Regions from separate parts of the Homo sapiens genome. Here region 1 is linked to region 2. A link is a loop called in an ENCODE intact Hi-C map of the cell type or tissue named here. Cell type or tissue: breast epithelium. All regions are shown on one strand. Region 1 has its middle 6.6 kb from the start of ASB6. Region 2 has its middle 32 kb from the start of C9orf50.

What was found. Peaks named below come from ENCODE experiments on the same cell type or tissue, not always from the same donor. Only the 100,000 strongest peaks of a DNase experiment are listed, where the experiment ranks them.
Region 1: it touches region 2 in a loop (17-fold over the local background); 1 of 110 quality-filtered maps calls a loop at or near these places.

The regions. Positions count from the first base shown.
Region 1 is chr9:129,646,784-129,650,783 of GRCh38, forward strand. No RefSeq gene overlaps it. Among named protein-coding and RNA genes, the nearest start is that of ASB6, 6.6 kb to the left of the region's middle. RefSeq lists an enhancer at 602-1,350. In breast epithelium, no CTCF peak of the experiment used is centred here; no DNase peak of the experiment used is centred here; H3K27ac peaks cover 2,345 bases.
Region 2 is chr9:129,586,637-129,590,636 of GRCh38, forward strand. No RefSeq gene overlaps it. Among named protein-coding and RNA genes, the nearest start is that of C9orf50, 32 kb to the right of the region's middle. RefSeq lists enhancers at 356-465, 1,046-1,729. In breast epithelium, no CTCF peak of the experiment used is centred here; no DNase peak of the experiment used is centred here.

The DNA of each region.
Region 1 (4,000 bases), 60 kb after region 2:
TTTGGGAGTCACTCCGACTCGTCAATGTACAGAGGGGGATGACCTTAATATATAAAGAGCTGCTAAAAATCAACAACAAGAAGGCAAAAACACCAATAAAAACATGGGCAAAGGACATGCACAGGCAAGTCACGAAGGATGAAAAATGGTCAAAAAACAGGGATAGACACTCAGCCTCTCCTGCGGTCCAACAATGATGGTAGCTGGTAACACGTGGGGTCCTTCTCTATAACAATCCAACAGAGCCCATTACAGAATAGCAGGTACCATATGGTCCCATTTAGGAAAATGTGTGTGTGCACGTGTGTGTGTGTGTGTGTGTGCAGGAATCATTCTTGAACGCCCCATGCTGAGATGTTAATGGTGGTTGTTTTGGGTGTTGGGATCTGGGAATTTTTACTCTTCTTTGTATGTGGATATATTTCCTCTTTTTTCTCCAATGAGTGTGTCTTACCTGAGACTTATTAATAAAACATTATGTAAGCCCAGGGCAGAGAATCAGGCCCTGACACCCCTCCTGGGGTTGAAGGCAGGCCCTGAACACCAGCAGGGGGTCCAGGCCTGTCCATAAAGCCTTCTCCCTCTCCCAGCCCATGGACTGACAGCCTCCTCCTCAGCACGCAGGCCACTCACCCTTGAGGTCCCCTCAACCTGGACTAGCGCTTCGCTCACTTTCCTCCCGAGTGGCCGTGAGTCCACCCGCCCACCCGCCCAGGCTGGCTGTAGGAATGGCCAATCGGCAGCAACTGTGGTCTCTGCTCGAGTGTGTCCTACTCCCATGCATTCAGTAAGAAGCTCAACAAGTCTCATCAGTTCATCGCGACACCCCAGGAAGTGACCCCAGGACTCTGGTGTCAGAGTCTAGGAGAGATGGCTGACCAAGCCAAGGTCAGTGAGTGAGGGGCCCAGGGAGGGGGCTTCACACCCAGGGCCTGGCTTCCAACCCCTACTGGAGCCCCACAAAGCGCGTACTCACACTTGCACACACACCACTCAAATACACTCCCACACGCTCACATGCACCCCACACACCACTCACACACACACCACTCAAATACACGCACACACGCTCACACGCACCACACACACCACCCACACACCACACACACACACCACTGAAATACACTCACACACGCTCACACGCACCACACACACACACCACTCACACACACCACTCACACACGCCACTCACACACGCCACTCACACACATACACACCACTCACACACACACCACTCACACACACACACCACTCACACACATACACACCACTCACACACACACCACTCACACACACACCACTCACACACACACCACTCACACACAACCACTCACGCACACACATCACTCATGCACACTAGCACACACACCACTCACTCATACGCACCACTCACACTCACATACCACTTACACACCACTCACCCATACACACACCAACATACACCACTCATACACCACTGTAACACACACTACTCACACATACGCCACTCACACCACACACATACACCACTCTCACACACACGTGCCAGGCTGGGCAGCTCCAGGGAGGAGTGGTCTGGCCCCATCCCAGCACCTTCGCCCTCCACGGTGCCTGCTGTCTCCCCAGGAGGGGCTGTCGGCTGCCAGGCCTGTCCCTTAGAAGGCCCTGGAGGGGGAGAATTAGGGAACCCCTGCCTTTTATTTCTTCTCTTTTTTTGATTGGCGGCATTTCCATAAAGTGAGATATTTAGAAACATACACATCACCACAAGGACCATTTCAGAGCCTCCAACTTCAGCCCCCGGGCAAGTCCCCAGGGCACCGGGACAGACGAGGGCCCGGCATATTTCTGAAGTGTGGTCATGGAAGTGCCGCCCTCCGCTTCCCCCCCTTCTGCCCTTCTTCTCCTGCCTGGCTCCCCGCTCCTTTCCTTTCCTCCTCCCCCCACACCCTGACCCCACCCTGACCCCCGACCCTCATGACCCAAGAGTGTCCCTGCAGGAGGCCCAGCCTGCCTGTTCCTGCCACAGTCCTCAGGCTGGAGGGGCAGGGCCTGGATTCCTGGGTTCCCAGAGGCCTAAGAGTCTGTCTGCTCAGGGGAGAAACTGAGGTAGCAGGGGCTGGAGCAGGGGCCGTGCGGTGGGGCCGTGTGGCAGGACAGTGGCCGGGCCAGCGAAGGGCTTTTTCTGTCCCCTCCCTTATTCTGTTTACTGTCCTAAGAAGCACCAAGGAGCATTTCGGGGGCCCCAACCCCCAGGGCGACAAGCCCCAGAGACCTCTGTGCTTCTGATGGCCGGGCTTGCTTTCCCCTCCCTACCCGCCCCCACCAGGAAGCCCTCCCTGCCGGCCAGAGCCCCCTACTCCGGCACAGACACTGCCAGGTGGTTCCTGGTGCTTGGTCCAAGGGCGGGGCCTGTGACAGCCAGGTAAGGGTGGGGCCAGGCCCCAGTGAAGCCCCCAGGTGGGCAGCCCAGAGCCTGGGACGGGATGCCGCAGGACCCCTCTTTCTCTACTGTTCCCCCATGCCCACATGGAAGGCCCTGCCTGGTCCCCGCCTCTCCCAGGTGAGGTAAGTCAGCAGCCCAGAGCAGGGTGGGAAGGTGCTGAGCGCCCCGGGGGTCTCGCCCTGCGTCTGGAGGGAGGCTGGGGCCTGGACTTTGGCCTGGGCCTCTCTCAGCCTCACTGCCCATCTGCACACGAAGGGGTGGGCCCAGGGTTCCCCTAAATTTCTTTCTACCCCAGAAGTCAAGGGTCCTACTGAGAGCCTAGCAGGCAAGGATTCTGCCCATGGCGATTCTTCCCATGGAGGAAGCCTTCCAAGAAAGGCTTCTTCACCTCGGCCTGTCTCGGGGGCAGATCCTCGCCTACTAAACTCGGGTCAGCCTGCCCCCGCTTCTCCCAAGCCCGGCGAGGAGATCCCAGCTCGGGCTCGCCTTCTCTAAACCTTGCTCATTCTGCCCAGTGGAGGCCGGGGAGGGCGCCCAGTAGGTCTGAGCCTGCCCCAGCTCTGGCTGGTAAATGGGCCCAGAGTCCTGATCCCAAAGATTCCCCCATCTCACCCTGGCTGGCACCCACTTGGCATCAGTCGCTGGCAGGCCAGCCCCAAGGTCAGAGCTCTGGGGTGGGGGCCGCTGGGGCCCCTCCAGCCACTGCAGTCTGACCCAGGGTGGGTTCAGGAGCACTCAGACCCCTTTGGAAGTGGCAAGGGCAGAGGCAGGGGGCCAGAGTCCTTTGTGCTCCCTGGGAAGCCCCCCACTCCACCCCCACTGGCCCAGCTTGGCAGCGCCGACGGCAGGAAGAATCCGGTCGGCCATCCGTCAGGGAGACGGAGTGAACCCGAACAAGGGCTGTTCGAGGAGGAGAGCTGGGGAAATTTGATCATTAAGAAACCCTCCTGGCTGTCTGGGGGAATTTAATTAAATTGCTGGAGAGGGCTGAGAGAGAGGGCCACATCTGGAACCAATATGTGGGCTTTGATTTTTTTTCCCCCTTCTCTTTCTCTCTCTCTCCCTCTTCCCATCTCACTGCTGTAAAAGGGAATGTAGTCGAGCCTTGGAGTATTGGTTCCTCTGGGACAGAATTCCAGGCAGATTGAGAGGGAGAGAGACAAGGCAGACAGAAACCAAAAAATGAAGACAGTGAAATCGTGATGGACACAGAGAGAGACAGAAAAACCGATCAAGAAGGACCGAGAGAGGCAGAGGCAGGAAGGAGGGGGAGGTGGGCCAGGCTGGGCTTTGGGATGTGGTTATGAAGGTGTAAGCGATGACAAGGGTTAAAGACCCATTTTACAGACAAACAAAGGAAGTCAAGTCCCAGAGAATTGCAGAAACCAACATACCAGGCCAAGCATCCCTTGGGTGGCCAGCATTGATCAAGCCCCTAAGTCGCTTGGTACATGCCTCGTGGGGTGAACCCTCCCGACACACCTAGGTCATAGATACTGTCATTATTCCTGTTTGCAGATGACAGGGGATGTGACTAGCCCAAGATGACAAGGTACAGGAGTGGCAGTGCCGGGA
Region 2 (4,000 bases):
AGCTGGGCCCAGGTGGGTCAGGTCTCCTGTCTGCTGCCCCCAGGGGGAGCCCCCCATCCGGCCTCCCCTCTCCCCTCTGCCTGCTGAACCTGGCAGTGGAGTTGGGTAGGAGTGGGGGAGTGGGAGTTGGTGGTAGGAGCTGCAGATAGAATCCCCCAGGGAGGCAGAGGCGAGAACGCTGAGCTCCTAGATCTCCAGAAGAGCTACAGCTGGCAGGGAAGGAGGCGGATGAAGCTCACATCTGGTTCCACCCACCCAGGCTGTGGCTCCAGTGGGCAGCACCGCCCTCCCTGCCCCAGGACTAACCCCTGCCCCCCTCTTCCCTCCTCCCCACACTGTCTGCCTTCCTGGGGAGGCACAGCTGCAGATTTAGCCGCAGATTCGTATGTGTGCATACAGCCCAGTTGTAGGTGCTGTGTGCGCATCAGAACACCAACTCCTGAGAGCTGACATTGAACCCCACCTTGAGACCTGAGGCCAATTTGCTATTATGTTAAACGTACTGAGCCCCTGCTCACCCCGGACAAATGGACGGCACCTGGGCCTCTCACCTCCCAGGTGGAATGGAGTTCCAGGTTTGATCTTGTTGGGATAGAAAGATTAAGGAAAGTGGCCGGGCGCAGTGGCTCACACCTGTAATCCCAGCATACTGGGAGGCCAAGGCGGGTGGATCACTTGTCGAGAGTTTGAGACCAGCTTGGCCAACATGGTGAAACCCCATCTCTACTAAATAGAAAAAATTAGCTGGGTGTGGTGGCAGACACCTATAATCCCAGCTGCCAGGGAGGCTGAGGCAGGAGAATCGCTTGAACCCGGGAGGCAGAGGTTGCAGTGAGTCCAGCCTGGGCAACAAGAGTGAAACTCCGTCTCAAAAGAAAAAAAATAAGATAAAGGAAGGAAGAGGGGAGAAGACAGCTGTACAGTGGAGATGGATTTATTGAGAGTAAACCTGAGAAGGGCTCTGGCCGGCATTACAGCCTGAGGCTTTTTAAAGGGCCCGGTGGGGGAAGTGTGCTTTGAGAGAAGATCCTATTGGGAAGGAGTTGGGGAAGGGCTGGCTAGTTATGACGAATGGGGACTTCGTTAGGCTCTGTTGCAGTTAGGGCCTATGCTCTGTTGAAGCTATGGGCGGGGCTGACATTTGCGGACAGTTCTGAGACATGGAAATTTGATACTTTAAGATGGTGGAGACCGGGCGCAGTGGCTCATGCCTGTAATCCCAGCGCTCTGGGAGACCAAGGCGGGCGGACCACCTGAGGTCGGGAGTTCGAGACCCGCCTGACCAACATGGAGAAACCCCGTCTCTACTAAAAATACAAAATTAGCCGGGCATGGTGGCACTTGCCTGTAATCCCAGCTACTTGGGAGGCTGAGACAGGAGAATCACTTGACCCCGGGAGGCGGAGGTTGAGGTGAGCAGAGATTGCGCCACTGCACTCTAGCCTGGGCAACAAGAGTGAAACTCTCTCTCAAAAAAAAAAAAAGAAGATTGTGGAGTCTCGTTAAGATGGCAGCACTCTTGTCCTATCAATCCAGACTCTATGGTTAGATAGGGAGATGGGCTGGCGTGCTTTTTCTGGCTACTTCCTGCTGAAAGGGGGCCGTAAGATTGCTGGTTTTGGATTGACTGGAGGAGTAGCACCGTCTTCAGGTGTTGTTGGGGGGTAGTTTGTGAGATGGCTGTGATCCTGTCGGTAAGGAACATTTAACCAGGAACTGATTTGGTTGGTTTTCTTGTCGCTCCCTCATTCTTTGAGCTCTTTCCTTAAGTTTTGGACGGCATCCCTTACCAAGCCTGGCTGGTTGAGATAGAAGCAGCATTCTTCCCCTAGAGAGAGGCAGGAACCTCCCTTCTCTGTTGTAAGGAGGTCGAGTCCTCTCCGGTTTTGGAGGACTCCTCCGGCTGGGGAGTCTAGCTGGTCTTGGATTCTTACAAGGCCCTTGGCTATATCTTCTGAGGATTCTTGTAGGTCTGTGGAGAGAGACTTAAAATTTGAGAGTGAAGTGGCTAATCCCCCAGCTCTTAAACCAATGCCTGAGCTGATGCCCAGAACAGCCTATAAGGCAATGATTTGGACTGCCCTTGTCTGTTTGACATGCTGAATGGAAGGCACCGGCAGGGCTGGGTTAGGGGGAATTATTCCGAAGCCTGGAGAAAGGGGGCCCAGAGTACAGGTGCCTGTCCAATCGGTTGGGAGGCAGAGGTAAGTGTTGGTGCCAGGCAGGAAAACAGGCCTGCTTCGGAAATGCAGGTAGAGATATGAAGGGAAAAAAGGTGGATTAAGGGCCTTTGGTTGTTTGTGGTGGGTTCCTGGCTCCAAACAGACAGTGTAGATGCAAGGAGGCTCTGATGATGGTGAAGATGTGTTGGGAGTCAACCTTTGAACATTTGATGCGATCTGGAGCAGGACCAGTTATGGATAGCCACGGATAGAGATGTGTGTTGGGGATAGAGCAATTAAAGGAGGTAGCCGTGATGTGGGGGGTGGCTATAAAGCGAACTGGTTGGAGGAGCAACCCACTGGCTTCTGGTGACACTTGATATTCAACCCGGTTAGTTTGATGGTCTGTAGCGTGCTGGATAGAAATGGTTTTGTTACATTCTCCTGGAATGAGGGATCCTATGGGGCACATGCCCTGTGTGGCTGAAAAACAGTGGAGCCCATTGAAGGAGAGGGATATGAAGAGTAAGGGGTCCTTCAATAGAGGGGGCGGGGGGGAGCATATTTTGTGTTTTGTTTTGTTTTTGAGACAGGGTCTCGCTCTGTTGCCCAGGCTGGAGTGCAGTGTTGCCATCTCGGCTCACTGCAACCTCCGCCTCCCAGGTTCAAGCAATTCTCCTGCCTCAGCTCCCCGAGTAGCTGGGATTACAGGTGTGCGCCACTGCGCCCGGCTAAAATTTTGTATTTTTAGTAGTGATGGGGTTTCACCCTGTTGGTCAGGCTGCTCCTGAACTCCCAACCTCAAACCATCTGCGCGCCTTGGCCTCCCAAAGTGTTGGGATTACAGGCATGAGCCACAGCGCCTGGCCGTGGGCATATTTTGTTAGAGAGTTATAATATGTTTGGAACAGTTTATTGGCTTGGTTAGCAAATTGGGTAGGGTAATTGCCAAGTACAGTGTCTGCCCTTTCAAAGCAGGAAGACCGCTTTTGGAGTTTATAAGTCAGGAATGTTTTTTGAGTTAACGTTGTAGGGAGAAGCGCCGATTGGGCTGTATATGCCGACAATGAGGAGAGTGATAGGCACATCCAACAATTATGAGCATAGGAAGGATTAGCTTGCCACAGCAGGGACTGAGTGAGATTCAAAGAAAGTTCCAGATGCTTAGCTTTGAGGAGTGACTTGATGCGGGCTGCGGATCCCATTGTAGTGAGGAAAGGTAAACTTAGGGGAGAGGGAACATCAGGCAGAAGGAAAAGAAAGTTATTTGGGTGGGGGAGAAATCCTAGGAGGTACCTTGAAGCCATAAGTCCAACAGAAGGTTAAAGGTTTGATTAGGGGAAACTAGAGGCTCCTCGTGAGGGGACCAGGTAATGTCTGAGCTAAGGAGTGTGAGGAAGAGGTGAAAATTGTGGGGAGAGGGCAACATAGAAGATTGATAGGCTTTTATTTATTTTTATTTTTATTTTTGAGACGGAGTCTCTCTCTGTCACCAGGCTGGAGTGCAGTGGCACGATCTTGGCTCACTGCAACCTCCAGCTCCCAGGTTCAAGCAATTCTCCTGCCTCAGCCTCCTGAGTAGCTGGGATTACAGGCGCGGACCACCACAACCGGCTAAGTTTTGTATTTTTAGTAGAGACAGGGTTTCACCATGTTGGTCAGGCTGGTCTCAAACTCCTGATCTCGTGATCCACTTGCCTCGGCCTCCCAAAGTGTTGGGATTACAGGCATGAGCCACCGCGCCCGGGTGATAGGCTTTTAATAGAGAGGTTTAGGTGGAAGTTTCTTCTTTGGGAATCCTGGTTAGGCAGACAGATGTAGGCCCCGTGGAAACACAG